2 separate regions of the Homo sapiens genome follow, and region 2 is linked to region 1. A link is an interaction called in ENCODE POLR2A ChIA-PET data of the cell type or tissue named here. Cell type or tissue: K562. All regions are shown on one strand. Links, peaks and the distances in the headings refer to the core of each region. The heading gives the core; the rest is flanking DNA.

The links. ChIA-PET counts read pairs that join two places held together with the same protein. Peaks named below come from ENCODE experiments on the same cell type or tissue, not always from the same donor. Only the 100,000 strongest peaks of a DNase experiment are listed, where the experiment ranks them.
Region 2: POLR2A ChIA-PET joins it to region 1 with 5 read pairs; 9 of 35 experiments call an interaction of 5 or more read pairs at or near these places.

Annotation. Positions count from the first base shown.
Region 1 is chr7:152,497,904-152,514,396 of GRCh38, reverse strand. No RefSeq gene overlaps it. Among named protein-coding and RNA genes, the nearest start is that of LINC01003, 42 kb to the right of the region's middle. RefSeq lists an enhancer at 13,988-14,488. In K562, for the core only: no CTCF peak of the experiment used is centred there; no DNase peak of the experiment used is centred there; H3K27me3 peaks cover 1,522 bases.
Region 2 is chr7:152,557,848-152,574,340 of GRCh38, reverse strand. No RefSeq gene overlaps it. Among named protein-coding and RNA genes, the nearest start is that of LINC01003, 100 kb to the right of the region's middle. In K562, for the core only: no CTCF peak of the experiment used is centred there; DNase peaks (open chromatin) are centred at 5,187 and 8,670; H3K27me3 peaks cover 4,627 bases.

The DNA.
Region 1 (16,493 bases), core at 5,234-13,233:
CCTGATTTCTTTAACCCTGCCAGCACTTTCGGTCTCAGGCTGCAACAGGACTCTATTTCATGCATAGAAATCTTGTCTACCAGAGGCAGAGACCTCAGATTGACATGCCCACGCCATCTCGTGCAGGCCAACCGCTAACCAAAGTGACTGCATTTTCTATCAGCTTCCATCACTCATTGCTGCTACTGTATTGCTACTTGCTACTTCCAAAGCCCCCGCGCCAGTTCCAGACTTCTGGGAAACAAATGTCAAGGTGGAATTAGAGGGAGCATACGTCGGCAGGGAAAGTCTTCTGACTGAGACACGGGTCTGACACCTGTGGAGGGTGGGAGGGAAGGAGGGATTGGGCAGGAAGCACCCCAGTGGGGCTCTACAGGTCTCTTCTGCGTGTGTTACCTCGTCTGGTCCTCACTGCAACCCAATGACATAGGAGTCATCTACCTGTAATAAAGCTGGGAAAACAGGCTCTGGGAAAGGTGAAGGAGGCTACCCCAGACGGCATAACGAAGCTGGAGCTGACATGTGATCTAAAACCCAAACCCTCTGCTTAGTATTTCTTTTCCTTTTTTTTTTTTTTTTTTTTTATTTTGTTTGTTTGTTTTGAGACAGAGCCTTGCTCTGTAGCCCAAGCTGGAGTGCAGTGGCGGAATCTCGGCTCACTGCAACCTCCGCCTCCCAGGTTCAAGCAATTCTCCTGCCTCAGCCTCCTGAGTAGCTGGGATTACAGGCGCCCACCACCACGCCTGGATAATTTTTGTAGTTCTAGTAAAGACAGGGTTTCACCATGTTGGCCAGGCTGATGTCAAACTCCTGACCTCAGGTGATCTGCTTGACTCGGCCTCCCAAAGTGCTGGGTTTACAGGCGTTAGCCACTGTACCTGGCCAGTATTTGTTTCTTTACTGGCAATTAGCTCTATCTGTCTATCTATCATCTATTTCTTTCTGTGTTCATCTGTGGATATCATTATCATATTACCATAAATTATAAATACCTTGAGTTTCAGCTGGGTGTGATGGCTCACGCCTGTAATCCCAGCACTTTGGGAGGCCGAGGCGAGCAGATTGCCTAAGCTCAGGAGTTTGAGACCAGCCTGGGCAACATGGCGAAACCCTCTCTCTACTAAAAATACAAAAAAAAGAAAAAATCCGGCTGTGGTGGTGGGCGCCTGTAATCCTAACTACGCGGGAGGCTGAGGCACGAGAATAGTTTGAACCCGGGAGGCAGAGGTTGCAGTAAGCCAAGATCGTGCCACTGCACTCCAGCCTGGGTGACAGAGCAAGACTCCATCTCAAAAAAAAAAAAAAATTCCTTGAGTTTGGAAGCTGACTTCTACTTCCTTTTTATTTTATTTTTGATTGCTCATCATTCAACTTCACCTACTTCCTTTTTATCTACAAAAAGTGATAGGTACAGTCCTCCGCTACAGAGCTAGTTCAACAAAACCACATACGAGAAAGCCTAAGGGTTGTTCCTGCACCTGCTGCTGCTGCTGATTAATTACTAAGTCATAGCTTTCCTGTCTAGTTTCCCCTCCACTTTTTTTTTTTTTGACACAGAGTTTTGCTCTCGTTGCCCAGGCTGGAGTGCAATGGCACAATCTCAGCTCACTGCAACCTCCACTTCCTGGGTTTAAGCGATTCTCCCTCCTCAGCTTCCTGAGTAGCTGAAATTACAGGCATGTGCCACCACGTCTGGCTAAATTTTTGTATTTAGTAGAGATGGGGTTTCACCATGTTGGCCAGGCTGGTCTCAAACTCCTGACCTCAGATGATCCACCTGCCTTAGCCTCCCAAAGTGCTGGGATTACGGGTGTGAGCCACCACGCCCGGGCTAGTTTCCCCTCCACTTCTTTTTTTTTTTTTCTTTTTCTTTTTTTTTTTGAGACAGAGTCTCACTCTGTCGCCCAGGCTGGAGTGCAGTGGCGCGATGTCAGCTCACTGCAAGCTCCGCCTCCCGGGTTTCACGCCATTCTCCTGCCTCAGCCTCCTGAGTAGCTGGGGCTACAGGCGCCCGCCACCACGCCCAGCTAATTTTTTGTATTTTTAGTAGAGCCAGGCTTTGACCATGTTAGCCAGGATGGTCTCGATCTCCTGACGTCGTGATCCACCTGCCTCGGCCTCCCAAAGTGCTGGGATTACAGGCGTGAGCCACTGCGCCCAGCCTTTCCCCTCTGCTTCTATCACCAGTGTCCCATGGTGACCTCCTTACTTCCTATTCCTTGCCCCAAACCACCATCACAACTCTGAGACCCCCATTTCTCTGGTGTTCCTCTCTTTTTTATAATTGCTTCTCAAGGCAAGCTTATCTCCTCAACCAAGTGCAGGACCAAAATAAAAATAAAACAAAAACAAAAAACAAGGAACAGGGGCCGGTTGCAGTGACTCACGCCTATAATCCCAACACTTCGGAAGGCTGAGGTGGGAGGATACCAAGGAAAAGTGGATTGTGTAAAAGGGAGAAGTAGGCTGAGTGCAGTGGCTCACGCCTATAATTCCAGCACTTTGGGAGGGTGAGTCAGGAGGGTCACTTGAGGTCAGGAGTTCAGGACCAGACTAGGCAACATAGCAAGACCCTGTGCCTACAAAAAGTTAAAAAAAAAAAAAAAAAAAGCCAGGCGTGCTGGCTCATGCCTGTAATCCCAGCACTTGGGGAGGCTGAGGCAGATGGATCACGAGGTCAGGAGTTCGAGACCAGCCTGGCCAATAAGGTGAAATCCCATCTCTACTAAAAATACAAAAATTAGCTGGGCGTGGTGGCACACACCTGTAGTCTCAGCTACTCGGGAGGCTGAGGCAGAAGAATTGCTTGAACCCAGGAGGTGGAGGTTGCAGTGAGATCGTGCCATTGCACTCCAGCCTGGGCAACAGAGCAAGACTCTGTCTCAAAAAAATAAAAAATTAGCCAGGCGTGGTGGCACGTGCCTGTAATGCCAGGCTGAGGCAGGGGGATTGCTTGAACCTAGGAGTTCAAGGCTGCAGTAAGCTATGATGGTGCCGCTGCACTCCAGCCTCGGCAAGAGAGTGAGACTCTGTCTCTAAAAAAGGTGAGGGTGTGTTGAGAAATTGCTGAGGGAAGACTTGGCATGCAGAGGAGATGGTGCTGGACGAGCCTCTGCAGGAACACAGGACTCTCCACCCCAGAGAGATACCTGCATACGAATGAATGTGTTCATTTGGCTTCTCGCGTGTAGAGTTGAGGTTAGGAGCATGGACTCTGGATTCATCCTGCCTGGATTTGAATCCCAGCTCCCCCACTTACAAGCTGTGTAACCCTGGCCGAGTTCCTTAACCTCTCTCTGCTTCAGTTTCTCACCTGTAAAATGGGAATAACCATAGAACCTTCCTAATTGGGCTGTAGTTAAGATTAGGTGAGTTAATAAAAGTAAACTTAAGGCATTGCCTGCCATACAGTAATGGCAGTTGACATGACATCAATGACTATGATGATGATGATGATGGTGAAGAAAATGTCCTCCCCATAAACAAAACAAAATTGTACACACACAAATATATATTACCTCTATCTTGTATTCTACTGAAAATTAACATCTCTTTATGCTTACTAGATAGATAGTTATACACTCGTTATCTTCAATACTAATAAAGTTCCTCTCTTGTATGTGTTTTAAGTTTTTTCTTTTTGGTTGGGTTCGGTGGCTCACACCTGTAATCCCAGCACTTTCGGAGGCCAAGGTGGGCAGATCACTTGAGCCCAGGAGTTCAAGACCAGCCTGGGCAACATGACGAAACCCCATCTCTATTTCTGTTTATTTATTTTATTATGATTTTTGTGTGTGTGCTGTTGCCTAGGCTGGAGTGCAGTGGCACGATCTCGGCTCACTGCAACCTCCACCTCCCAGGCTCAAGCAATTCTCCTGCTTCATCCTCCCAAGTATCTGGGATTACAGGTGCACGCCAGAATGCCCAGCTATTTTTTTTGTATTTTTAGTAGAGATGGGGTTTTGCCATGTTGCCCAGGCTGATCTCAAACTCCTGAGTTCAGGCAATCCATCCACCTCGGCCTCCCAAAATGCTAGGATTACTGGTGTGAGCCACCCCGCCCAGCCCCATCTCTATTTTTAAAATTTTTTTTAAAAATTCTTTTTATTTTGCCTTGAGTAGGAAATGATTCAAAATAGGAGTAGAAAGGAAACCTTCAGAAATTTGTGATGGCCCTTGTGACATGTGTTATTTTATTATATATGCTTGGTCATTTAATAGTTTTTGCTTTGGATTTTTTTTTTCTTTTTTTGAGACAGGGTCTCCCTCTGGCACCCAGGCTGGAGTGCAATGGTGTGAACACAGTTCCCTGGAGCCCCTACCTGCTGGGCTCAAGTAATCCTCCCATCTCAGCCTCCCGCATAGCTGGGACTACAGGCATGAGCCACCAAACTCTGCTAATTTTTTTTTTTTTTTGTAGAGATGGGGTTTTGCCATGTTGCCCAGTCTGGTCTTGAACTCCTGGGCTCAAGTGATCCTCTTGCCTCTGCCTCCCAAAATGCTGGGATTACAGGCATGAGCCACCATGCCTGGCCTTGGTTTGGACTTTCTAATTGCAAAATAACACATACATGCACACTTTTTTTTTTAAACGGAGTCTCACTCTGTCGCCTAGGCTGGAGTGCAGTGGCACGATCTCAGCTCACTACAACCGCTCTCCCAGGTTCAAGCGATCCTTCTGCCTCAGCCTCCCGAGTCGCTGGGACTGCAAGCACACGCCACCATGTCTGGATAATTTTTGTATTTTTAGTAGAGACAGGGTTTCACCATGTTGGTCAGTCTGATCTAAAACTCTTGACCTTGTGATCAGCCACCACGCCGGCCCACACATTCATATTGTAGAAAATTCAAGCATACCAGAAGCCGACGGGAAAAATGGGACTGTCCCCTTGCCACCTTTGCCTTTACCCTGTTCCCCTCCAGAGCAAATCACATTCCTCACTTAGTGTGTGCCTTGCAAGCTACTTTCTATGCCCTTACACAAAGATACCTTTTTTGAACAGCCTTGATTTTTTTCAACATATAAAACTATCTGTTTGCTGTTTTTTCAACTTGCTTTTTTCCACTTACATAGATCATATACAGCCTTGCATACATATCAGGATATAGATATATACACACACATATATATTTCACTCCTTTTAAGAATTATTAATGATTTAGCAATTATTGTTTTAACCACCTCTCAATCCATAGACATTTGTTTCCAGTTTTTGCTATTGTAAACAATCCTGCAAGAAACATTAGCTGTATATATGTTTGCATCATTATGCTTTAAATTTTATTTACACTCTGCTTACTACTAAAAAGGACTTAAAATAGCTAAAAATTATTTTTTCAGTTGAATCCAAATCTAAAAGATGCCAGGTGTGATTTAAGATGACAAAAAGGAAGAAGAGAAGAATCAAGCTAATGTCAGAAAATGTATAAGTGAATTAAGCTAAAATGCTAATTTTGAGAGGGTAAAACAGATGGGGCTTTGTAATATGTGATCCAAAGGTTTCTGGAGACACTTATGTTTGAATTAGAAGATACTGCCTGAGATTTCTTGGCAGCAGAAGTGGAAAGCAAAGTGATGTTAAATTGATTTTTTTTTCAAACAATTACTCCCACCAAATCATCCTCCATCATTCTATTTTTAAATACCAACAAGCATGTTGTATACATTTAAAATCAATGAATACTATTTAATAAAATTTTGTATTTATGTACATTTTCCATTTTTGCATTTTCATACTTTTTCTGTCTTCTCATTTCTAATGCCAACACTCTCGTCGATGTTAGAAATTTTATGAGAACTTTGCCCTGTCTTCTACACTAGCTAATTTAGAAAGAGGAATGGCCTCCACCCTGAGGTTCTTCCCAACAGATACATGCCCATGAAAAATCTCTCCAGAGGCCTCGGATCGCATTCCATCAAATGTGTCCCTCGTAGCCACCCATAGCTATATAAAGAGATATTTGGGGCTGGGCGTGGTGGCTCACAACCGTAATCCTGGCACTTTGGGAAGACGAGGTGGGCGGATCACTTGAGGTCAGGAGTTCAAGACCAGCCTGGCCAACATGGTGAAACCGCCTGGCCAACATGGTGAAACCTTGTCTCTACCAAAAAATACAAAAATTAGCTGAATCTGGTGGCGCATGCCTGTAGTCCCGGCTACTCGGGAGGCTGAGGCACGAGAAGCGCTTGAACCCAGGAGGCCAAGGTTGCAGTGAGCTGAGATAGCACCACTGCACTCCAGCCTGGGTGACAGAGTGAGACCGTCTCAAAAAAAAAAAAAAAAAAAAAAAAAAGATATTTGATAGTAATGTTGCCCTAATGGAAACTCTTTCTAAGAGCTAGCAAGGCCAAGTTTGATTAAAGAAAACTCTGAGAATATATACGATGAATACTGGTAACGATGGTGATACTAGTAAGAATATTGGAGGAGGGGTGATAGGAGAAAAACTCAAGAGAAATCCAGCTGGCAGTCAAATGTGAGTTATTTATTTATTTGTTTTTATTTTTTATTTTTTTGAGACAGAGTCCCACTCTGTTGCCCAGGCTGGAGTGCAATGGCATGATCTTGCAACCTCCGCCTCCCAAGTTCAAGCAACTCTCATGCCTCAACCTCCCAAGCAGCTGGGATAACAGGCACGCACCACCACACCCGGCTAACTTTTGTATTTTTATTAAAGATGGGGTTTCACCATGTTGGCCAGGCTGGTCTTGAACTCCTGGACTCAAGTGATCTGCCCACCTCAGCCTCCCAAAGTGCTGGGATTACAGGTGTGAGCCACCGCACCCGGCCAAATGTGATTTAAATATATAGGAGCAAACAGGCTCTTTCTTTATGGGTCATTGCTTTTTTTTTTTCTTTTTTTTCTTTTTTTTTTTTTTTTTTGAGACGAAGTCTTGATCGGTCACCCAGGCTGGACTGCAGTGGTGCAATCTTGGCTCACTGCAAGCTCTGCCTCCCGGGTTCAAGCAATTCTCCTGCCCCAGCCTCCCGAGTAGCTGGAACTACAGGCACATGCCACCACGCTCAGCTAATTTTTTGTATTTTTAGTAGAGAGGGGTTTCACTGTGTTAGCCAGGATGGTCTCGATCTCCTGACCTCATGATCCGCCTGCCTCGGCCTCCCAAAGTGCTGGGATTACAGGCGTGAGCCACCACACCCAGCCAGGGTCAATGCTTTTTCTACAACTAAATGAAATTGTTGAAGTCACTTGATTCTTTTTGCCACCATCCCCATGTTATCTCTCCTGAGTATGGAGGAGAGGCCTAGAGCATCTATCCCTCCTCTGAGAATTTCGCAGCATCTTTCAAATCACACCGGGTAGGCCAGGTACGGTGGCTGATGCCTGTAATTCCAGCACTTTGGGAGGCCAAGGCAGGAGCATACTTGAGCTCAGGAGTTTGAGACCAGCCTGCACAACATAGACAGACCTCATATCTACTAAAAAATAAAAAAACAAAAAAATTAGCCGGTCGTGGTGGTACACACTTGTGGTCCCAGCTACTCAGGAGGCTGAGACGGGAGGATTGCTTGAGCCCAGGAGATTGAGGCTACAGTGAGCCATGATCATGCGACTGCACTCCAGTCTGGATGACAGAGATCTTGTCTCAAAAACAATGGCCGGGAGCAGTGGCTCGCGCCTGTAATCCCAGAAGTTTGGGAGGCCGAGGGGGGCAGATCACTTGAGGTCAGGAGTTCAAGACCGGCCTGGCCAACATGGTGAAAGCCCATCTCTACTAAAAAGACAAAAATTAGCCAAACGTGATGGCGTATGCCTCTAATCCCAGCTACTCGGGAGGCTGAGACAGGAGAATCGCTTGAACCTGGGAGGTGGAGGTTGCAGTGAGCTGAGATCGTGCCACTGCACTCTAGCCTGGGCAACAGAGCGAGACTCCGTCTCAGTAATAATAATAATAATCCCCACACTTTGGGAGGCCGAGGCGGGTGGATCACCTGAGCTCAGGAGTTCGAGACCAGCCAGGCCAACATGATGAAACTCCGTCTCTACAAAAAATACAAAAAAATTAGCTGGACGCGGTAGCGGGAGCCTGTAATCCCAACTACTAGGGAGGCTGATGCAGGAGAATCGCTTGAGCCTGGTAGGCCAAAGTTAAAGCGAGCAACATCATGCCACTGCACTCCAGCCTGGGCGACAAGAGTGAATGAAACTCCATCTCAAAATCAATCAATCAATCAATCACGCCACTTAGGCATCTGGTCACTACTTCCTCTTGTTCTCAAGGTCTTTCCTTCCTAAAGACTATAGCCTCTAGGGTGGCACACCTTAGCCATCTCCATACCTCAGCCATGTGACATGGTCTCAGCTGGAAGCTGTTCAACAGCCTCCTTATCTAAGGCTTGGGCCTTTGCTGGGGCACCCGCGGCAAAATATTATGTGTTGGAACCTCAGTATGCTCAGCTGTAAAATTGATATGACTGTATTATAGCTCTTTTTCCTTGTTCCAGCTTGCCCCCAAATCACTGGAACAATTAGGACACTCACCTAAAGCACTTTGGTGTCCTTGATGGAAGGTCCATGTCAAGAGGTGTGCTGGACGGAAACACATTGGGTCTTACCAGCCTGCAGGAGCAGACTGGCAAAATTTCAGGGATTTTGCAACCAGGGAGATATCACCCTGGTAGCCTGAAATTTGTTTTAGTGGAATATCAGCACCATAGAAATCATTAAAAGCTACAAACAGCACCTTTGAAAAAAATGTATTCCAGGCCAGGCACGGTGGCACCTGTAATTCCAGTACTTTGGGGGGCCAAGCAGGACAGCTCACCTGAGGTCAGGAGTTCGAGACCAGCCTGGCTAACATGGTGAAACCCCATCTCTACTAAAAATACAAAAACTAGCCAGGTGTGGTGGCAGGCACCTGTAATCCCAGCTATTCAGGAGGCTGAGACAGGAAAATCACTTGAACCCAGGAGGCAGAGGTTGCAGTGAGCCAAGATCAGGCCACTGGACTCAGGTCTGGGCAACAATGAGACTCCGCTTCAAAAAAAAAAAAGAAAAAAAAAATGTATTCCAGAGAGCTGTTTACAAAACAATTACCAGCACACCACTAGTTTGTCTAAATTTTTGAGGCTACTTTTTTTTTTTTTTTTTTTTTGAGACAGAATCTCATTCTGTCGCCCAGGCTGGAGTGCAGTGGTGCAATCTCAGCTCACTGCAATCTCCACCTCCCGGGTTCAAGCGATCCTCCTGCCTCAGCCTCCTGAGTATGTGGGATTACAGGCGCCTGCCATCACACTCAGCTAATTTTTGTATTGTCAGGAGAGACAGAGTTTCATCATGTTGGCCAGGCTGGTCTAAGAACTCCAGACCTCGTGCTCCACCCGCCTCGGCCCCCCAAAGTCCTGGGATTACAGGCGTGAGCCACTGTGCCCGGCCGTGTTGGGGCTACTTTCTAACTACTTCTGACTGATCACTTTGGTGACAAAGGAAATGCTGAATAGATAAGGGGAATCCAATTCTTTTGAGAGTGTCTTTTCAAAGATCCTGCCCACTTTCAGTGAAATAAACTAGACGAATTCCAGGAAGTGTGGACACTGAAAAAACTACAGTAAAGTTCTAGAAGATTACCCCAAGTCCTGGCTGACACCAGCACCTGCTCACAGAGTCCTTCCTTAACAGAGCTGACCAGGGTCTGCATCTGGTGCCAGGTCGTGAAACCTCCAGGAGGGACTAAGTGTGCCCCCTGAGCTAATTGTGGAAGGCAGCTGGGGAGAGGGCCAGCTCCAACCAGCTCTACCAGTTTTCCCCAAGGCCATAGGCAGATCTCCTGGGAACGTCTCCTGAGCTCATACCTATCATGGTTTCAGTGTTCCTGCTTCTGCTATGGGAGAGGATCAACAAACCATTGGTGGGGGGTGGGGACTGCAGTGAGGACAGAGCTTTAATGCCAACTGGACGAGCATGAGCTGTAACTATTTGGCTGTCCTTCTGAATTTCTATTGCTCTGCAAATATTCTCTGAAGAGCAGCAATGAGCAAGGTGAAGCAGGCAGATGTGGGTGAGACTGGGCTGGTATCACCCCACCCATCCGCCCAGCTAAGCAATCTTGGGCAGGCCACTTGTCTATGCCTCAACTTCCTTGTCTGCTAATTGGGGACAATACCCTTATAGGCTTGCGTGGAGATTTAATAAGTCTCACAAAAGTCTCAGAACGAGGCTGGCTTCAGGGGTATGCTGTTAGTGCCGTGACACAGCGTCCCCATGCTCAAAAGGGTCCCACACTTGGGACTGAATGTTCTGCAGTCATCATCTTGAAATTCTTTATTTTTTATTTTTTTGATATGGAGTTTTGTTCTTGTCACCCAGACTGGAGTGCAATGGCACGATCTCGGCTCACTGTAACCTCCGCCTCCCAGGTTCAAGTGATTCTCCTGCCTCAGCCTCCTGAGTAGCTGGGATTACAGGTGCGTGCCACCACACCCAGCTAAGTTTTGTATTTTTAGTAGAGATGTGGTTTCACCATGTTGGCCAGGCTGGTCTCGAACTCTTGACCTCATGAGATCTGCCTCAGCCTCCCGAAGTGCTGGGATTACAAGCATGAGCCACTGCACCCAGCCTGAAATTCTTAATGATTTTGTCTTTGAATTTCTGTTCCCACAGGGCAATGGAGTGCGCATGCATCATGGACTTGTAGTGCAGTGTGTGGTCCCACCTCCCTGCCTCCCCCTGGCAGGTTCCTGACTGCCCATTCCCCTGTCCCCTGCACCCTGGGTTCCATGGCCCCCTCCCCACTCCCACCTGGCCACCTGGCCACCCTTCACTCTGGGCAGGGCCTGAGTGTGGGTGCAGGAGGATCAGGGTAAGGCACGTGTTCCCTGGTGTCTTGAGCACACAGCATGCTCCCGAGCACCCCCGGTGGGGGCAAGCCTCTTGCCTGCTGCCTACCCAGGTACCTAGTGTGTGCTGGTGCAAACTTTGCAATGCCTTGGAGGGTGACCTCTCTGCCACAGATTGGGTGGTAGGCTCCTGGCCCCTAGCCAGGGCATGGTGCATTGGTCTAGTGGCTAGTCAGAGTGGGGCTCAGTGGCAGATGGATGCGCCTGTGAACACAGAATGGTAGGGCAGGGACCCCAGCCCTTGGGAGCGTCCCCACTCCTCCAGGAGCATCCTTGATGCTGCAGGGAGTATAATATTCAACAGAAGATTTACAAACAGGACAGTTACACAGATAGATCATGAAAAAAAGAATACTTTGTATTTGGTACCCTTTTTTTTTTTTAAGACAGGGTCTTGCTCAGTTGCCCAGGCTGGCATGCTGTGGTGCAGTAATAGCTCACTGCAGCCTTGAACTCCCGGGCTCAGGCCTCCCACCTTGGCCTCCTGAGTAGCTGGGACTAGGTGCACAACACCACGCCTAGCTGATTTTTTTTTTTTCTGAAGTAGAGATGAGGTCTCACTACGTTGCCCAGGCTGGTCTCAAATTCCTGAGCTCACACGATCCTCCCAGCTCAGCCTCCCAGAGTGCTGAGATTATGGGCGCAAGCCACTGTGCCCGGCCTGTACTTGGTACCTTTAACAGCACTTTTCTCTGCTGTTCGAACAAGGAGCCCTGTGTTTTCATTTTGCCCTGAGCCCTGCAAATTATGCAGCTAGTCCTGCTGAGAACATTACCTGGCACACAATAGGTGCTCAATCAAAGTTAGTAAGTAGAATTATTATGACAATATATACATTCCCTGTGGAGTCATGTACCTGAGAGGACCATTCCACATCTTCACATGTAAGGATAAGGGTCATGTCTGTTCAGTATCGCGTGGGTCTTGATACAGCATCTTGTGTTAATATGAACATCCAGCCGAGCGTGGTGGCTCATGCCTGTAATGCCAGCACTTTGGGAGGCCGAGGTGGGCAGATCCCTTGAGGCCAGGAGTTACAGACCAGCCTGGGCAGCATAGTGAAACCCCGTCTCTACTAAAATACAAAAATCAGTCGGGCCTGTAGTCCCAGCTATTTGCGAGGCTGAGGCTCGAGAATTGCTTGAACCCGGGAGGTGGAGGTTGCAGGGAGCCAAGATCACACCACTGCACTCCAACCTGGGCCACAGAGCGAGACTTTGTCTCAATAATAATAATAATAATAACATAAACATCCACAGCAACAGAAGATGACATTGATTGCTGCGGTGACCTTTAGCATTCAATTTTTTTTTTTTTTTTTTGAGACAAAGTTTCACTCTTGTTGCCCAGCCTGGAGTGCTATGGCACAATCTGAGCTCATTGCAACCTCCGCCTCCCAGGTTCAAGCGATTCTCCTGCCTCAGCCTCCCAAGTAGCTGGGATTACAGTTATGCGCTGCCACACCCAGCTAATTTTTGTATTTTTTTTAGAGATGGGGTTTCACCAGATTGGGCAGGCGGGTTTGAACTCCTGACCTTGTGATCCGCCCACCTTGGCCTCCCAAAGTGCTGGGATTACAGGCATGAGCCACCACCTTCTTTCAAAGAGCCAAGCACTAAATCTTTATTGAATATCTACCTGGGGAGTAGACAATCTACCTGAATCTAGGGAAGCCTACTATAACAATTCTTTAAAAGGGGATTCAGCTCCAAGTGATGTACTGTGAACTGTACGTGGCATGGGGACCCAGAGAAGGGAGGGATCAATATGGCCTTAGAGCAGTGACAAGCTAATCTGAGTCACATCAAAAGCATCTTAGACTCAATGACACAGAGTGCTGGGCCCCCCAGGGTTGCCAGCTCAGTAGGTCTGGGGTTGCAGGAGTGAATTTCCAGTCCCAGGTGACACTGCTGCTGCCGTACTGTGCTTTGAGAACTACTGTTGTAGACTAGACCAATCCAGGAAGCCTTCATGGAGGAGAAGATCAAGACTTAGTAATTAGCGCAGTTAGTTGATTGGTGGGAAAGAAAGCAATTGCAAACAGAGGGAATGACATGAACATAGGCACAAAATCCAAAATGAGAGTGTTTTGTGTGTGTGCGGGGAAAGGTTTTAAGGAGACAAGGGTGACATGCCTCCTGGTAAGATATTCTGTTCTGATGAGCTATGACTGTGCACTTCTCTCCAAAAAATAAAATAAAATAAAATAAAAATTTTCAAAAATTGGCAAAGATAAATCATGCTATTAGAATAAAATTTTTTTTACTTCTGTTGTAAAACCAGAGTTGTAAGCCATGAAAGTAGATATTATTTTTCTCTAACCCTGTCACCAAAACTCTGTGTGTGTGTGTGTGTGTGTGTGTGTGTGTGTGTGTGTATTGTCAACCCAAAATATCTGAGACAGGTCTCAGTCATTTCAGAAAGTTGATTTTGCCAAGGCTAATGACCACTCGTGAGACAGCCTCAGGAGGTCCTGCGGACATATGCCAGAATGGTCAGGATACAGCTTGCTTTTATACATTTTAGAGTGACATGAGACATCAATCAATATGTGTAAGATGTATATTGGTTTGGCCGGGCCCGGTGGCTCATGCCTGTAATCTCAGCACTTTGGGAGGCCGAGGTGGGTGGATCACCTGAGGTCGGGAGGCCGAGGCAGGTGGATCACCTGAGGTCGGGAGTTTGAGCCTGACCAACGTGGAGAAACCCCGTGTATACTAAAAATACAAAATTAAACAGGCATGGTGGCGGGCGCCTGTAGTCCCAGCTACTCAGGAGGCTGAGGCAGGAGAATCGCTTGAACCCGGGAGGCGGAGGTTGCAGTTGGCTGAGATCGTGCCATTGCAATCCAGCGTGGGCAACAAGAGCGAAACTCCATCTCAAAAAAATAAAAAATGAAAAAAAGATGTACATTGGTTTGGTCCCAAAAGGCAGGACAACTCAAAATTGGGGCTTCCAGGTCCAGGTAGATAAGAGACAAAAGACTGCATTCTAGTCCGGGCACATTGGCTCACACCTGTAATCCCAGCACTTTGGGAGGCCAAGGCAGGGGGAATCACTTGAGACCAGGAGATCAAGACTAACCTGGCTAACACAGGGAAACCCCTTCTCTACCAAAAAAATACAAAAATTAGCTGGATATGGTGGTGCACCTTTAGTCCCAGCTTCTCAGGAGGCTGAGGCAGGAGAATTACTTGAACCTGGGAGGCAGAGGCTGCAGTGAGCCGAGATCTCCTCACTGCACTCCAGCCTGGGCAACTGAGCCAGACTCTGTCTCAAAAAAAAAAAAAAAAAAAGGTTGCATTCTTTGGAGTCCTTGATCAGCCTTTCACTGAATACATAACTGAGCATGACTCAGTGAATCTGCATTTTTACATAACCAGTAGAGGAAGCAATCAGATATGCCTTTGTCTCAGGTGAGCAGAGGGACGGTCCCTCATCTGTAAAGATAAGCTATCAATTTACATTGCCAGGGTGAAATTCAACAGAACTGTTTTAGGGTAAAGATCTTGAGGCCCACAAGGAATTTCTCTGGGGGCAAATTGTGAGGAAGGTATGTAGCTTTTATTTATTTATTTTTATTTATTTATTTTTAAGACAGAGTCTGCTCTGTTGCCCAGGCTGGAGTGCCGTGGTGCAATCTTGGCTCACTGCAATCTCCGCCTCCCGAGTTCAAGCCTCCTAAGTAGCTGGGATTACAGGTGTGCGCCACCACGCTTAGCTAATTTTTGTATTTTTTTAGTAGAGACAGGGTTCCACCATGTTGGTCAGGCTGGTCTCAAATTCCTGACCTTGTGATCTGCCTGCCTCGGCCTCCCAAAGTGCTGGGATTACAGGCGTGAGCCACCACACCCAGCCATGTAGCTTTTTTCTAATTTACTTTTTTTCTTTTTTCTTTTTTTTTTAAAATACCACAATCAGGCCAGGTGTGGTGGCTCATGCCTGTAATCCCAGCACTTTGGGAGGCCAAGGCAGGTGAATCACGAGGTCAGGAGATCGAGACCATCCTGGCTAACACGGTGAAACCCCGTCTCTACTAAAAATACAAAAAAAAGAGCCAGGCGTGGTGGCGGGCGCCTATAGTCCCAGCTACTCGGGAGGCTGAGGCAGGAGAATGGCGTGAACCCGGGAGGCGGAACTTGCAGTGAGCCGAGATTGCGCCGCTGCACTCCAGCCTGGGCGACACAGCAAGACTCCATCTCAAAAAGATAAATAAATAAATAAGAAATAAAAATACCACAATCATGATTACATGAGGTATATAGCTTTTTTATCTTTGTAACTATCTTATTTAGGAATAAAATGGGAAGCAGGTTTGCCTGACACTTCCCAGCCTGACTTTTTCCTTGGCTTAGTAATTTTGGGGTCCCAAGATTTATTTTCCTTTCACACTATATAGAAAATACCATGTTACAAAGGATGAGAACACTCCTGAAATTAAAGTATTGGTCCCTTGGAGAGCTTTCTTTTACACTTTCTGTTTGTTTTTTCAAAATTCAGTTTATGACACTATTCCACTGTAAATAGTCCCTTTAAAAGTCCTAGGTCTTTAAATATTTATCTGAGAGCTTCAGTTAAAGCTCTCAGTGGCTACTGATATTTTGACTTTGTATTCTCTGCAAATCTTTAATAGTATACAGCTGCCATTTTTGTAAACATTAGTGGTAAGAAGAATAATTTACTGAAAATAACAAAGTTTTACAGAAAACAGACCTGGTTCATATTCAAATTTTGCCATGTCTTAGGAACTTGTCTAATGCCTTTAGGAAATAAATAATGACAGCCTGGCACAGTGGCTCACACCTGTAATCCCAGCACTTCGGGAGGCCGAGGTGGGCAGATCACAAGGTCAGGAGTTCGAGACCAGCCTGGCCAACATGGTGAAACCCTATCTCTACTACAAAAAGATACAAAAGTTAGCCGGGCGTAGTGGTGGGTGCCTGTAATCCAAGCTACTTGGGAGGCTGAGGTAGGAGAATTGCTTGAACCCGGGAGGCAGAGGTTGCAGTGAGGCGAGATTGCGCCACCGCACTCCAGCCTGGCAACAGAACGAGACTCTGAAACAAAAAAAAAAAAAAAAGAAAAAAAGAAAAAAGAAAATATATAATGACAACCTATTTGTATTAATGAAGATAAGGTTCAGCAGCAAGTAATGAAAATGCCAACAATCAGTGGCTTGAGCAGATAGAAGTCCATCTCTCCCTTAGATAAAATCAAGGCTGGTTCTGCCATCCCTGGGTGAGGGACCCTGACTCCTCTGTCAGGCTCTTGGCTGCACGTCACTCCATGGCCTCAGGTGGTCCATGCCAGCTGTCTCAGCCCTGGCCTGCTCCTCTGCGTGCTGGCCAGGAGAAAGAGGAGAAAGGGAAGGATGATTTCCAGAAGGTGCCCACTCCAGCTGTAAGAGGGGCTGAGCATTGTAGTGTTCACAGCCAGGTGCCCAGCAAAAAAATCAGGATTCTTGTTACTAGAAAAGGAAAAATGCCTGGGCACAGTGGTTGACACCTATAATCCTGACATTTTGGGAGGCCAAGGCAAGAGGATTGCTTGAGCCCAGGAGTTCAAGACCAACCTGGGCAACATAACAAGACTTCATCTCTACTAAAAATAAAATAAAATAAAAAAGCCGGGCACGAT
Region 2 (16,493 bases), core at 2,137-10,136, 63 kb before region 1:
ATAAAATTTTAAAAAACCAAAAAAAGGCTGGGCGTGGTGGCTCATGCCTGTCATCTCAGCACTTTGGGAGGCCGAGGAGGGTGGATCATGAGGTCAAGAGATCAAGACCATCCTGGCCAACATGGTGAAACACCATCTCTGCTAAAAATACAAAAATTAGCTGAGCATGGGGGCGCACGCCTGTAATCCCAGCTACTTGGGAGACTGAGGCAGGAGAATCGCTTTGAACCAGGAGGTAGAGGCGGCAGTGAGCCGAGATTGCGCTACTGCACTCCAGCTTGGGTGACAGAGCGAGACTCTGTCTCAAAAACAAAAAAAAAAATTAGAAAAAAAAATGTTTAGTAAACACAGAGGAGAATCAATATATTATTGGAAAGAGAATTTAGTAACAATCAGAGAAAACTGGTTGAACCATAACATAGCAAATGAAAAATGCATTGACGTACTTCCTCATACCTTTCGTTCAACAGGATTTAAAACAAGTGTTCAAATTGTGAGGCTCTTCAAATACATTTTACTATCAAAACAACTTGAAACAGTGAATAGAGAATCATACAAGAAAAAATTTAATATACACACCTGGAAAAAATAAATCTTTTTCTTTTTTTTTTTTTTAAGCCCCTGATTAAAATTTCCTTGGAAAGACATACTAAAGTTTTTAGCAAGCAAGCAACAGATGGTAAAGAGAAGTTAATTGTGCATTAGCCACCATTAGTAATTTTAAGAAGTAGAAAATGTCACTGATATATTATTTATTTAAAATGTTTCCTTTAGGTCTGGCATGGTGGCTCACACTTGTAATTCCAGTACTTTTGGAGTCCTAGGAGGGCAGATCACCTGAGATCAGGAGTTCGAGACCAGCCTGGCTAACATGGTGAAACCCCATCTCTACTAAAAACACAAAAATTAGCCGGCCGTTGTGGCATGTGCCTGTAGTCCCAGCTACTCCAGCTACTCGGGAGGCTGAGGCAGGAGAATCACTTGAACCCGGGAAGTGGAGGTTGCAGTGAGCCGAGATTGAGCCACTGCACTCCAGCCTGGGCAATAGAGCAAGCCTCCAACTCAAAAAAAATAAAAAATAAAAATAAAATGCTTTCTTTAGTGTCTTATTTTAATGACAGTACAAAATATTCCTACAGTTTTATATAGGTTCAAAGTTTACATCCTTCCCCTCCTAATTTTAGCTCTGGATTTCTTTTTTCTTTCTTTTTTTTTTTTTTTTTTTTTGAGACAGTCTCGCTCTGTCACCCAGGCTGGAGTGCAGTGGTGCAATCCCAGCTCACTGCAACCTCCGCCTCTCAGGTTCAAGTGATTCTCCTACTTCACCCTCCCAAGTAGCTAGGATTACAGGCACATGCCACCATGCCAGGCAGCTCTGAATTTCCTTTGTTTGTTTGCTTTCTGAGTTGGGGTCCTCGTTCTGTCACCTAGGCTGGAGCGGACTGGTGCGTTCATAGCTCACTGCAACTTAAAACTCCTGAGCTCAAGCCATCCTCCACCTCAGCCTCCTGATTAGCAGGGACTACAGGTGTGCACCACCATGCTGGGCCAGCTCCAGATTTCTTATGCTCCGCAGGCTGGAGAAGTTATGGAAGGGATATTCTGCAAGATGAGGACAACTGATTATCAGAAGAAGGAATGAGAACATGATCCTGCTTCTCTAGGTAAGAGGAACGTTTCGAGTAGGCAGTGGAAGGATTAAAGTAGTATTTCAGGAAATTTTAATCTGGTCTTGGTCTATAGAATGGACGTAATGGGGAGGAGGAAAGCGGGAGGTGGGCGCGTCAGTCTGGAGGGAGGTGGTTTTTCTACAACTAAGAGACAGTAGGTCATTATGGCGGGGAAGACCGGCTTTGAGACCAAATTGAGTGAGTTCCAGTCCCAGCTGTGCCCCTTGCTAATCACATGACTTTGAATAAATTACTTAACTTTGTGCTTTGGTTTCCTGCTTCATAAAATATAGATATGAAAATCTAAAACCCATCTCATAGGGTTACTACGAGAATAAGAAAATGCGTGTTGAAAGCCTTGGCACAGTACGTGGAATGTGGAATGTGGTAAACTCCCAAAGAAACTGGAGCTTTTTATTCTCGCTATTGTGTCATTTGTGACACTACATAAAACCTAAGAAAAGTCTATTAATGTCATTAACAACAATAACAAAAAGTTCCCAAAAGGCACCCACCTACAATCTATTTTTACCTACAATCTAATTTTTTCCTTAGCAGCTGCTTAAAAGAATCAACTGGGGCCGGGCGCCATGGCTCACGCCTGTAATCCCAGCACTTTGGGAGGCTGAGGCAGGCAGATCACCTGAGGTCAGGAGTTCGAGACCAGCCTGGCCAACATGGTGAGACCCCATCTCTACCTTTTTCCCCCCACCCTGAGACAGAGTCTCGCTCTGTTGCCCAGGCTGGAGTGCAGTGGTGCGATCTCGGCTCACTGCACGCTCTGCCTCCCGGGTTCACGCCATTCTCCTGCCTCAGCCTCCAGAGTAGCTGGGACTACAAGCGCCCGCCACCGCTCCCAGCTAATATTTTTGTATTTTTAGTAGAGACGGGGTTTCCCCGTATCAGCCAGGATGGTCTCGATCTCCCGACCTCATGATCCACCCACCTCGGCCTCCCAAAGTGCTGGGTTTATAGGCATGAGCCACCACGCCAGGCTGAAACCCCGACTCTACTAAAAATACAAAAATTAGCCAGGTGTAGTGGTGGGTACCTGTGAGGCTGAGGCAGGAGAATCACTAGAACCCAGGAGGCAGAGGTTATAATGAGCCGAGATTGCACCACTACACTCCAGCCTGGGTGACAGAGTGAGAATCTGTCTCAAAAACCAACAAACAAAAAACCAAAAAATCGACTGTCTTGGTCTTGAGCTGGCTGTTGCTGACTACAGTGGGTGCAGCTTCTGAAACAGAAAAAGCAGGATCGTGCATTAAGCGCTGACCCTTCTACTGCCCATAGCTCAGTCCTCTTCACCTCTGCAAGTCTGTCCTGGAACACACTGAAACAGGCAGAGCAGCTCCCTGCAGTGGCTGAAGACCAGCGGACCTGAAACAGAGGGTCTCTGAAGCGGAGTCAGGCCTGGAACCCCAGCTGCTGCCTGAGACTCCCAGCAGCTCCCAGGGGAAACCTTGCTCAGCCGTGCCAGCTAGGAAAACTCAGCAGCTCCCAGGGGAAACCTTGCTCAGCCGTGCCAGCTAGGAAAACTCCACAGGAGGGGTGGGTTTTCAAGTCTGGGAAGGAGAAGAATGAAATCACTGGTTTCACAAACATTTGAGTGTTTTATGTCCGTTCTCTTCCTGAATCTTAGTGCCATGGATGGATACATCAGAGTCAGCTACACCAATTAGAGATCAGATACTCTAGAGTCAGCTACACCAATTAGAGATCAGATATTCTAATCAGCAGCTCAATGAATATTCCAAAGCTGAAAAACACAATCATTTCTAATTCCATCCGTAGTACAGTTTATATACTTACTAGGCCAAGCTGTCCAACCCACGGCCCTCAGGCTGCAGACATGCTTTGAATGCGGCCCAACACAAATTCATCAACTTTCTTAAAACACTATGAGTTTTTCTGGGATTTTTTTTCTTTTTTAGCTCATAAGCTATCATTAGTGTTAGTGTATTTTATATGTGGCCCAAGACAGTTTTCTTCTTCCAGTGCGGCCTGGGGAAGCCAAAAGATTGGACACCCCTGTAACTAGGCATTCAGATAAAAACAGAAAAAAAATCAGCAAGAATCCAAATATTAAGTCATTTAAACCTGAATATCAAGACATTTAGGAACCTAAACCCCAGATCACAGTAATCTTTATAGGGCAAATATTCACCCAAAGTGATTAGAATTTGTGTTTGCTTTTTTTTTTCTTTTCTTTTTTTGAGATGGAGTCTCACTCTGTTGCCCAGGCTGGCGTGCAGTGGCGTGATCTTGGCTAACTGCAACCTCTGCCTCCCAGGTTCAAGCAATTCTCCTGTCTCAGCCTCCCGAGTAGCTGGGACTACAGGCGCCCGCCACCACGCCCGGCTAATTTTTTATATTTTTAGCAGAGATGGGGTTTCACCGTGTTAGCCAGGATGGTCTCGATCTCCTGACCTCGTGATCCGCCTGCCTCAGCCTCCAAAAGTGCTGGGATTACAGGCGTGAGCCGCCGCGCCCAGCATGTTTGCTTATTTTTAAAACTTCATTAGAAGCCAGGTGCATTGGCTCACTCCTGTAATCCCAACACTTAGGGAGGCAGAGACGGGAGGATTGCTGGAGCCTAGGAGTTTGAGACCTGTCTGAGCAGCACAGCGAGACCCCGTTCTCTACAAAAAAGAAAAAAAAAAAGAAAACCACCACCATCTTACCAGAAATGCCTGAGAAAAAAACAGAAGAGCTGGCAAACCCATGGTCAAGAGGAAGATGCTCTAGGGAAGAGAAAGAAATACTCCGGCCTGGTAACCTCGGAGTTTGGTTAATGTAGTTCGACTCGTAGCTATCTGTGGGCAGTCACTTGGTGGTGGCTGAAGTCTAAGAGAATCTCAGAGCCCAGATATAAGGATGTGGCATCTTTTGTGGAAGTCACATTCTGGTTTCTCCAGTCATCGTTGGTGGATGCCCAGCACTGACTGATCTAGGACTATAAAAAGAGCTGTGGTAGCCGGGCACGGTGGCTCACACCTGGAGGCGGAGGTTGGAATAAGCCAAGATCGAACCACTGCACTCCAGCCTGGGCGACAGAGCAAGACTCCATCTCAAAAAATAAATTAATTAATTAAAATAAATAAATAATAATTTTTTAAAATAAAATAAATCTTTAAAAATTAAAATACAAATACAAAAATCTGGGCGTGGTGGTACACACCTGTAATCCCAACTACTTGGGAGGTTAAGGCAAGACAATCGCTTGAACCCAGGAGGTGGAAGTTGCTGAGATTGCACCACTGCACTCCAGCCTTGGCAACAGAACAAAATCGTGTCCCAAAAAAAACAAAACAAAACAAAAAAAAGGCCTGTGGGTAAAGTCAAGTATTTATTCATCCAACATCATTCATTTAGTAGCAACCATCTTCTGGAAAGGCACTGGGAGTGCAGAAATGAACACGGCACAATCTTTGCACCTTCCCAGGGCACAGGCTATGAGATCAGTCACTCTAGCAGGACAGGTGACTAGAGGGCGGGGCGCCACGGCCATGAGGGGCACTCTGCAGTCCTTGGGGGCCCCGCCCCTTTTCTTGAGCTCTGGTCCTTAAACTCTGAACCTCAGGTCCTCATCTGTGAAGATGGGGATAAAATGCCTAACAGGCCAAGTTACAGTAAGTTCTGAAATGTGTCTGACAGATGGTGGGCCCTCTGGAAATGGTAACCGTTATCTATAATTTATTATGATTATTATAACAACAAAGGGGTGGATGAGGCCCTACAGGGGAAGGAGTGCTTTCTCCTGCCCAGCAGGGGCCAGAAAAGCTTAATAGAGAGGGTGACATTTGAACTGAATCTCAAGTCAGAGAGCCTCTATAGGTTCAGGTGATGGGCATCAGAGAGCATATGAGGTCTCTTCAGTTGTGCTCCAAACCTTAAGTTGTATGCATACGGACGGCCTGTACTTTCCAACATACTTTTTTTTGTTCGTTTGTTTTTTGAGACAGTGTCTCACTCTGTCACCAGGCTGGAGTACAGTGGTGCGATATTGGCTCTCAACCTCCTGGGCTCAAGCGATCCTCCAACTTCAGCCTCCCAAGTAGCTGGGACTACACGCGGGTGCCACCATGCCCAGCTAATTTTTTTGTGTATTTTTTTGTAGAAACAAGGTTTTGCCCAGGCTGGTCTTGAACTCCTGGGCTCAAGCGATCCAGCTGCCTCAACCGCCCAAAGTGTTGGGACTACACTCATGAGCCACTGCACCCAGCCCCAACATATTCTTAAAGGGTTAGTGACCACCTCAAAAGGTGAAGAGCTACCTACACTGGTCTAGAAGTATAACTAAAAGTTCGCCAGGCAGGCAACATAGGAAAGGTCATCTCCAGCATGGCAAACAGTTTAGAAAGAAGTAAAGTGGCTTCGTGGGCACATGACCTATGCAGTCACAGAGTCTGACACTCGGAGCGCCTGTGCTCCCTTCAAAGTGCTGCTGCTGCTGTCACCCTCAAACTTCTTGATTTTTTTATTTTTTATTTTTTTTTTTGAGACAGAGTCTTGCTCTGTCACCAGGCTGGAGTGCAGTGGCGCAATCTCGGCTCACTGCAACCTCCACCTCATGGGTTCAAGTGATTCTCCTGCCTCAGCCTCCCAAGTAGCTGGGATTACAGGTGCCCACCATCACGCCCGGCTAATTTTTTGTATTTTTAGTAGAGGTAGGGTTTCACCATGTTGGCGAGGATGGTCTTGATCTCCTGACCTTGTGATCCACCCACCTCGGCCTCCCAAAGTGCTGGGATTACAGGCGTGAGCCACCACGCCCGGCCAACGATTTCTTAACAAGAATCAAAGAAGCAAGCCCAGGACCCTGGACACAGCAGCACAGGTGAAAGGGGCAGAGCTTGAGAGTGGCAGCGCAGTTGGCTTCGGGCTCCGGGAAGCCAGAGGTGCATCAAGTCCCGAAAGTGAGCAAAGTACTTCTCACAGAGAACGGGGACTAACTCACCGGGGAGCTGAAACAAGAGCCTTGCAAATTATCTAGCCTGTGCTTCTGAGAAGCATGGCATTTTCAGAAAATTCCCAGCAGGTGGTGGGCACAGGTGCTTGGTGGAAAATGGCAGGAGATGAGGTTAAAAAAGTAAGACAGACCAGATGAAAGATGTAAGATTCTAGCTAAGAAACTTCAGAACCTAGGAAGAGGCAGAGGTTGCAGTGAACCGAGAGCGTGCCATTGCACTCCAGCCTGGGTGACAAGAGTGAAACAAACTCAAAAAAGAAAAACAACTGCTCTAAAGGTGCGGAAGGAGACATTCAAGGATGTTTTTGGTTTCGTGTTGAGACAGGGTCCTGCTCTGTCCCCCAGGCTCTTGTGCAGTGGCACAATCACATCTCACTGCAGCCTCGACCTCCAGGGGTCAAGGGATCCTCCCAGCTCAGTCTCCAGAGTAGCTGGGACCACACGTGTGAGCCACCAAGCCTGGCTAAGTTTTTTTTTGTTTGCTTTTTGTTTTTTGTTAGAGACAGGATCTCACTTTGTTGCCAGGTTGGTCTCAAACTCCTTGGCTCAAGCAATCCTCCTGCCTCAGCCTCCCAGGGTGCTGAGATTACAGGCGTGAGCTACTAAACCCAGTCTGAAGGATATAAAAAGTGAAATGGCATGGCATTTCACTGTTAAAAAGATTACTCTAGTGGCTTCAAGAGGATGAATTGGAAGGATTAACAACTGTAGGCCAGGCGAGGTGGCTCACGCCTGTAATCCCAGCATTTTGGGAGGCCAAGGCGGGTGAATCACCTGAGGTCAGGAGTTCGAGACTAGCCTGGCCAACATGGTGAAACCCTGTCTCTACTAAAAATACAAAAATTAGCTTGGCATGGTGGCGCATGCCTGTAATCCCCTACTGGGGAGGCTGAGACGGGAGAATTGCCTGAACCCGGGAAGCGGAGGTTGCTGTGAGCCGAGTGTGTGCCATTGCACTCCAGCCTGGGCGACAAGAGAGAAACTCTGTCCAAAAAAAAAAAAAAAAAAAAAAAAAAACAGGCACGGTGACTCACACCTGGAATCCCAGCACTTTGGGAGGCCGAGGCGGGCAGATCACAAGGTCAGGAGTTCGAGACCAGCCTGCCCAACATAGTGAAACCCCGTCTCTACTAAAAATACAAAAATTAGCTGGGCGTGGTGGTGCACACCTGTAGTCCCAGCTACTCAGGAGGCTGAGGCAGGAGAATCACTTGAACCCGGGAGGAGGAGGTTGCAGTGAGCCAAGATCGTGCCACTGCACTCCAGCCTGGCGTCAAAATGAGGCTCCATCTCAAAAAAAAAAAAAAATTGTAGACAGTGTGATCAACGTGGTGGCTACCACGGTAGTCCAGGGAAGAAAACAGGAAGGCTTGAATGAAACGGTAGCCATGCAAAAAGGAGGAGACTAGAGGAGAGGAGAGGGAGCCATTTAGGTAGACCTGAGGTGGGGTCTGAGTCATTGGTGACCTGGTAGCTGAAGCCCTGATCCCAGAGAACATTACTCACAAAAACCCCACCAAGTGAGAATATCAAGAAGCCAGCCCAGGATCCTGGGAACAGCGGCGCAGGTGAAGTGGGCAGAGCTTGAGAGTGGCAGCCAGCTGGCTCCAGGCAAGCCAGAGGTGCACAGGGGCCCCAAAGTGAGCGCAGCCCTTCTTTGGGCGAGGGGGCTACCTCGCCGGGGAGCTGAAAGAAGAGGAGAGGAAAAGTCATGTGTGTCCATTTATTAGAAGGTTGCAGCTGAGGATTTAGAGGAATGGCTGCAGCGAGGACCAACCAAGGAGTGAATGAGAGGCAACGGCGTGGAGACAGCTAGGAGGGAACGAAGGGAGGGCAGGACGTGCAGGAAGTGGCAGTTGGTTTTTGGATTTGGGAGAGACTTGGGCAAGTTCCTAAGACGCGGTGAAGGAATCAACAGAGTTCAGGAAGTGGCGCGTGTGGAAGAGAAGGCCTGTTGGAGGAGCAGCGGCTCAGAGGATGTCAGCAGAAGGACCTGGGGTGGGGGTTAGAGAGAAGCCTCCCAGGGACTTCCTCGGAGCCTGAAAACATGGAATCGGGGTTCCCAGACATGTATGCGTGGGGCACGAAGTGGAGCGCGATCCCGCAGGTGGGTGGCATCCTTTTACTCTACAGAAGCTGCAAGCTAACGTCTGGAGGGAAGAGGGAAGAGGCAGGGTAGAAGGCTTTAAGGGAGAATGTGCTGAGAGTGTCCTGAGCAACGACAGGAGAAAACATGCCAGCATTACCGAGAATTTAGTGGAGAATGACAGCAACCCCGTGAGTTTCTGCAGCTGCCCTCAGCAGCCTTTGCATGCTGTGTGTCCCAAATCACTTCTCACCCTCTCCAATGCTAACATTAGCCCAGGCAGCCAAGAACTTTTCTTAAGGTGACTGCATAGTCCCCCTGTTCTCCAGCCCACCCCTCTACACAGCAGACAGAGTGATCTTTCGGAAATATGTCAGCTCACATCAAGTCCCCGCCTTAAGACCATGCAGTGGTACCATTACACTTAGACCAAAGTCCTCAGAATAAAATTCAAAGGCCCGCATGATCAGGGCACTCACCCCTTCTCCCTACACTTTCTCCCTCATGTACTGTGCCCCAGCCACTTTGCAGTCCCCTCCTTCCTCAGAGGTGCCAGGCTGTTTCCTGTCTCGGGACTTGTGTGGTTGCCATTGCTATGCTTAGAAGATTTTTCCTCTGGTTCGTCACCGTGGCTGTTTTCACCATCCACATCTTCCTAGTGTTTACTAATACCTGGAATTATTCTACGTATGTATGTGTTTACACATTTAGTTTGTTTTCCCCCAGTGAAATACAAGTTCCTTGGATGCAGGGTCTGTTTGCTTTCTTTACTGTCCAACATCGATTGGCTCATGTGAGGAACTTGATAAATATTTGTTGGCTGTTTGGTGGCTGTGCAGGAATTGAGAGCACTGGTGGCTGGTTGATGCAGGAATGTGGTTGGAAAAGTAGCAATGCAACTATATACAATTCCTACAAGGGTGAATTCAGGTAACACTCATTTAATTAAAAGTGAGTAAATGAATAGAAATGGCCAGAGGAGACTAGGAAATTATTGCAGCCAAAATATGGCAAATTGTACAACTTTAGGACTAGAAAGAACCTTAAAGATGGAGTCTCAATGGTCTCAATAGATTAGAAAAGGGAGTTCTCTCCCGAAAGGTAGGTGCCATGGCCGTTCACACTGGCAGTCTGTGTCCAAGCCAAGTCACATCTCCTATTTGTCTTGCCCTTGGTTTTGAACTTTTCTGGAAACTCAATTGTTGTGTTAGATATTAGTTGTGGTGTTCAAGACTTCTCCCCACCCTTTCTAAAATATCATGATTTCTCCCTGGGAAATAATGAGTGGAGTTTGCCCTCCCTGCGGCCATATTTCACCCCAACATTAGAAAAAGCTGAGTAACTTCATTTTTTGTGCCTTGCATTGAAACGCGTCTCTGCATCTGGAATAAATGGCATTTAAGAGCATCCTCTAGTTTCTAAGTCACTATGTATTTGCGAAAGCTCAGGCTTGGAGTGTCAGAATTAAACGGGGTCAGGAAATATTGCAACGTAGACTTTTCACTCATTACTGGGGTTTCTCCCACAGGTCGAGAAGTGGGCTTGCACACAGGGGTGGTCTATTTGTTTGCTCAAGAATCTAGACCGGCTCTGGAATAAGTAGAAAAAAGTCCCACGTGGCACTCAGTGAACAGGAAGTGTATGCTCTCCAGACATGTGGCTGTCCCCTCCTGCCCTCTCACTAAGCTGCTATTTGTTCAGAGGGTTCTTGGCCTTAGGCGGAAGGGCAGAGCTGCCAGCAGAGAGGCATTTTTCCCAGAAGCCCTTGGAAGGAGCACAATCCAAACTTGTTTCTAGAAGAGTCTGCAGCACAGCACTCCTGGCTGCCCGTGTCCCCGCTCATGGCTACAGGGACCTCAGTGGACTCACAGAGGTGGCAAATCTCACTCCTCTGTGAAAATGGCAATATTCTGGAAACGCTGCATGCTGATAGCACCGTTCATCGGTCCGTTCATTCCTTCTTTCGGCAAGTGGTTGCAAAGCACTTGGTTTGTGCTAGGCCCTGTGCTAGACACTGAGGAACCAGTTCTACAAAACAAGTGGTTAAGGTCTGGCACCACGGCTCACGCCTGTAATCCAAGCACTTTGGGAGCCCGAGGTGGGCAGATCACTTGAGCTCAGGAGTTCGAGACCAGCCTGGGCAACATGGTGAAACCAAGCCTCTACTAAAAATACAAAGGTCGCCGGGCATGGTGGCACACACCTGTAGTTCTGGTTGCTTGGGAAGTGGAGGTGGGAGGATCGACTTGAGCCCGTGAGGTGGAGGTTGCAGTGAGCCGAGATCGCATCATTGCACTCCAGCCTGGGTAACAGAATGAGGCTCTCAAAAAAACAAAAACAAACAAGCAAAAAACCGAAAAACAAGTGGTTAAAAGCTTTGGCTCTGAGAGAGCTACTTTTGTTCTAAGTCCCTGTTTCCTTCTAGCTACAGATTATAATTTTAAAATGTCAAAACAATTCACAATCCATATTTACTTAGACAAATAACTTTTGCTAATGTCCTTTTTTTTTTTTTTTTTTTTTGACACTGGAGTATTGCTCTGTTGCCCAGGCTGGAGTGCAGTGGCCTGATCTCAGCTCACTGCAACCTCAGCCTCAAGGGTTCAAGCGATTCTCCTGACTCAGCCTCCTGAGTAGCTGGGATTACAGGTGCCCACCACCATCACGCCTGGCTAATTTTTCTATTTTTGTAGAGACGTGATTTCACCATGTTGGCCTGGCTGATCTTGAGCTTCTAACCTCAGGTGATCTACCTGCCTCAGCCTCCCAAAGTGCTGGGATTGCAGGTGTGAGCCACCACACCCGGCCTAATGTCTTTTTTTTTTTTTTTTTGACACAGTCTCACTCTTGTCGCCCAGGCTGGAGTGCAATGGCGCGATCTTGGCTCACTGCAACTTCCGCCTCCCGGGTTCAAGCAATTCTCTTGCCTCAGCCTCCCAAGTAGCTGGGATTACAGGCATGTGCCAACACGCCTAGCTAATTTTTGTATTTTTAGTGGAGACAGGGTTTCACCATGTTGGCCAGGCTGGTCTCGAACTCCTCAGGTGATCTACCCACCTTGGCCTCCCAATGTGTTGGGATTACAGGCGTGAGCCACCATACCTGGCCCTATGCCTTTTTTTTTTTTTTTTTTTCATAGAAATGGCGAGTCTAAGTTGCCCAGGCTGGTCTTGAACTCCTGAGCTCAAACAATCCACCCACCTTGGCCTCCCAAAGTGCCGAGATTACAGGCGTGAGCCACCACACCAAGCCTGCTAATTTCTTTGCACACATTGATTTCTTGCAATCCATTATATCTTCCAAGGTTCATTTCTCTTCTTGGAGAATGTCCTTTATTCATTCCTTCAGAGAGAGTTTGTAGGTCCTAATGTGTCTTACTCTTAGAAGATCCAAAATGTCTTTATTTTACTCTTAATATTGACTGGGAGATTGAGAATAAAATTCTAAGATCAAAGATATTTTTCTCAGCACTTTGATGGCGCCACTAAATTATCTTCTTACAGGCCCCGTGGCTGATGTCAGTCTCACTCTCATGCTTTGGTAGGTAATCTGCCAGATTTTCTCTGACAGCTTTTAGGATTTTCTCTTTATTCTTAACTACCCCCTATTTAGGTGTGGAGTTTTTTTTGCTTATTTTTATTCTTCTCAGGACTCAGTGAGATTCTTAATATGTTCTAGGAAATTCTGTGATCTTTATGTCATTACTTCTCCCTACTCCATCCTCTCTGGTATTCCTTTTAAAGGATTACGTCCATGATGCTTACCTTCCATGTAATAGTGTCCATCTGTTCTTATTTTATGCTATAGCCTGAGAGAATACGTCAATAAAATCTTCTAGGTCATCAATTCACTTTTAACCCTGCTCAACCTTTCATTTAGTCTATCTGCTAGCTTGGTAATTTTAAATGTTTTTTTGTTTTGTTTTGTTTTTTGTTTTCCTTTTTTGAGACAGAGTCTTGCTCTGTCACCCAGGCTGGAGTGCAGTGGCATGACCTTGGCTCACTGCAACCTCTGCCTCACAGATTCAAGTGATTCTCCTGCCTCAGCCTCCCGAGTAGCTGGGATTACAGGTGCCCATGACCACACCCGGCTAATTTTTGTATTTTTAGTAGAGACAGGGTTTCACCATGTTGGCCAGGCTAGTCTCGAACTCCTGACCTCAGGTGATCCACCCGCCTCAGCCTCCAAAAGTGCTGGGATTACAGGCGTGAGCCATCGCACCCAGCCAGCAGTCCCCAAACTTTTTGGCACCAGGGACTGGTTTCATGGAAGACAATTTTTCCATGGGGGGCAACGGGATGATTTCGGCATGATTCAAACACATTACATTTATTATGTACTTTAGTTGTATTATTACATACTCACCATAATCAGTGGGAGTCCTGAGCTTGTTTTCTTCCAACTAGATGGTCCCATCTGGGGGTGATGGGAGACAGGGACAGATCACCAGGCATTAGATTCTCACAAGCAGCACGCAACCTAGCTCCCTCACATATGAAATTCACAATAGGGCCCGAGCTCCTATGAGAATCTAATGCCGCCACTGATTGGACAGAGGTGGAGCTCAGCTTCCCTCACCTGCCACTCACCTCCTGCTGTGCAGCCTGGTTCCTAACAGGCCACAGACCAGTGCTGGCATGTGGCCCTGGGGTTGGGGGCCCCCATTTTAAAGTACACATAAAAATTTGCCACAACTCCACTTAAACTATTCAAATGGTTTCCAGCCTCACTTGGGATAATATCTAAACTTGATCCCCTGAATTGAAAAGCTCAACATGACCTGCCACCTGTCTACTTTTCCGTACATAATTGTTGCTACTTTTTCACTTGCGCCACTGCCCAGGATAGTCTTCTGAACTTTGAAAAGCTGAACTTTTTGTTCCTCCAGAACTCAGATTAGACATCTCCCCTCCTAGAAACCTTTAAGGATCACTTAATGTAAAATAGTCACTGTATCACATCACTCTTTTTTTTTTTTTTTTTTTTTTTTAAAGACAGGTAGGCTGGGCCTGGTGGCTCACACCTGTAATCCCAGCACTTTGACAGGCCAAGGCGGGCAGATCACCTGAGGTCAGGAGTTCGAGACCAGCCTGGCCAACATTGTGAAACCTCATCTCTACTAAAAATACAAAAATTAGCCGGGCACGCCTGTAATCCCAGCTACTCGGGAGGCAGAGTTTGCAGTGAACCAAGATCATGCCATTGCACTCAGCTTGGGTGACAGAGCAAGACTCCATCTAAAAAAAAAAAAAAAAAAAGACAGGGTCTTGCTCTGTCACTTAGGCTGGAGTGCAGTGGTGCAATCATAGCTCACTGCAGCCGCGACCTCTGGGCTTCAGCAGTCCTCCTGCCTCAGTCTCCCAAGTAACTGGGACTACAGGCATACCCCACCATGCCTGGATAATTGTGTGTGTATGTGTGTGTGTAGAGTTGTAGAGATGGGGATTTCACCATGTTGCCCAGGCTGGTCTTGAACTCCTGGCCTCCAGTGATCCTACCACCTGGGCCTCCCAAAGCGCTGGCATTATAGTCATGTGCCATTGCACCAGTCTATTTTTAATTACCTTTCACCATCACTTTTAAAAATGTGTTTGAAAAAAAATGTGTGAGTTTGCCTGTTTATGTGTTGCCTGGCTTCCCCGGGCCCCGACAAGACTAGAAGCTTCTGGCAGGTCATGGTGGCTCACGCCTGTAATCCCAGCACTTTGGGAGGCTGAGGCAAGAGGATCACTTGAGGCCAGTAGTTTGAGATCAGCCTGGGCAACAAAGTGAGACCCCCCTCTACAAAAAATCAAAAACTCAGCCAGGCATGATGGCGTGGGCCTGTGGTCCCACATGGAAGGCTGCAACAGAAGGATCACTTGAGTCCAGGAGGTCGAAGCTGCAGTGAGCCATGTTCCTACCACTGCAATCCAGCTTGGGTGACAAAGTAAGACCCTGTCTCAAAAAAAAAAAAAAAAAGAAGCTTCTTGAGATCAGGAACCTTGGCCTAAGGTGCTGCTCTCCCCACGGCATCTGGAGCTATATCTGGGACACAGAAGGCACTTAATAAATATTTGTTGAATGAGGACAAGTTTGGCTGTGAAGAATGAGTTTGGGAAAGGGAATAAAAAAGGAAGAGGGAGTGAGACAGGTCGGGATAGCATTTGAAGGTAGGGGTGGTGACCAGAGGGTAATTAAAAGGTTGCTCAATCACTCTGTAATGCTGAGGCCCCCAAATGAAGCCGGCCTTCAACTTAGCAATGACATCCATTGCTTGGCAATGACATTCATCTGCTTTGCTCTGTGATTTTCTACCCACAGGGTTGAAGAGTCCCGGAATAAACTGAACAAACAGATGGCCTATTTCTTCACTTGTAAAACATTAAGTGTTAAAGTATTATAGATAATGTTTAAGGACTATCCAGCCTTAAAATCAATGAGGATTCAAATAACTTGGGAAACCAGGTATTTTTAAAAATCTGCTATAAAATAAATAATCAGTGACTCCCTATCTATTCTTTTAAAGTTCCGAGTTTTGGGCAGGGTGTGGTGGCTTATGCCTGTAATCCCAGCACTTTGGGAGGCTGAGACAGGTGGATCACTTGAGGTCAGGAGTTTGAGACCAGCCTGGCCAATATGGTGAAACCTCCATCTCTACTAAAAAAAAAAAAATACAGAAATTAGCCGGGTGTGGTGGCGGGCACCTGTAGTCCCAGCTACTCGGGAGGCTGAGGCAGGAGAATTGTTTGAACTCAGCTAGACGCAGTGATTCATGCCTGTAATCCCAACACCTTGGGAGTCCGAGGCAGGCAGATCACAAGGTCAGGAGTTCGAGACCATCCTGGTCAACATGGTGAAACCCCATCTCTACTAAAAATACAAAAACTAGCCGGGCGTGGTGGCGCACGCCTGTAGTCTCAGCTACTCGGGAGGCTGAGGCAGAAGAATCACTTGAACCAGGGAGGCAGAGGTTGCAGAGAGCCGAGATTGCGCCATTGCACTCCAGCCTGGGCAACAAGAGCGAAACTCTGTCTTGCAAAAAAAAAAAAAAAAAAAGAGGCTGATGTTAGACTCCATTTAGAGAAGTGGTGTGAGGGACAAGGAAATTCTGGCGCTTTACAAACAGAAGGTGGCCTCTAGCACAGAGAAGTTGAAGTCTGCAGGTTAACACACAGCATTCAGTGGTGCTGCTAGACGGCAGCCTGAAGCGGGCTCCTGGTTCAGAGAGAACGAATACTAAAAATACCAGGCAGGCCGGGTGCGGGGGCTCACGCCTGTCATCCCAGCACTTTGGGAGGCCAAGGCAGATCACTGGAGGTCAGGAGTTCAAGATCAGTCTGGCCAATATGGCGAAACCCCATCTCTACTAAAAATACAGAAATTAGCCGGGCATGGTGGCAGGCACCTATAGTCCCAGCTACTCAGGAGGCTGAGGCAGGAGAATCACTTGAACCTGGGAGGCAGAGGTTGCAGTGAGCCAAGATCACACCACTGCACTCCAGCCTGGGCGACAGAACAAGACTCCATCTCAAAAAAAAAAAAAAAGAGGCAAATGTGTATTATACATTTATGCAGAACTTTTCTATTTTTCATTTGTGTGTGTGTGTAATATATTCTTACACTTTTCACTGATTCCTTTAATTCAATATTTATTAAACATCTATATATGTTAGACACTGGTCAGGGCTACAGTGAGTACAAATGAATGAATAACAAATCCTGCTTTCCAAAAGCAAAAACTAACAGGAGAAAGGAAGCTATGCACCGGCAACCGGCACGC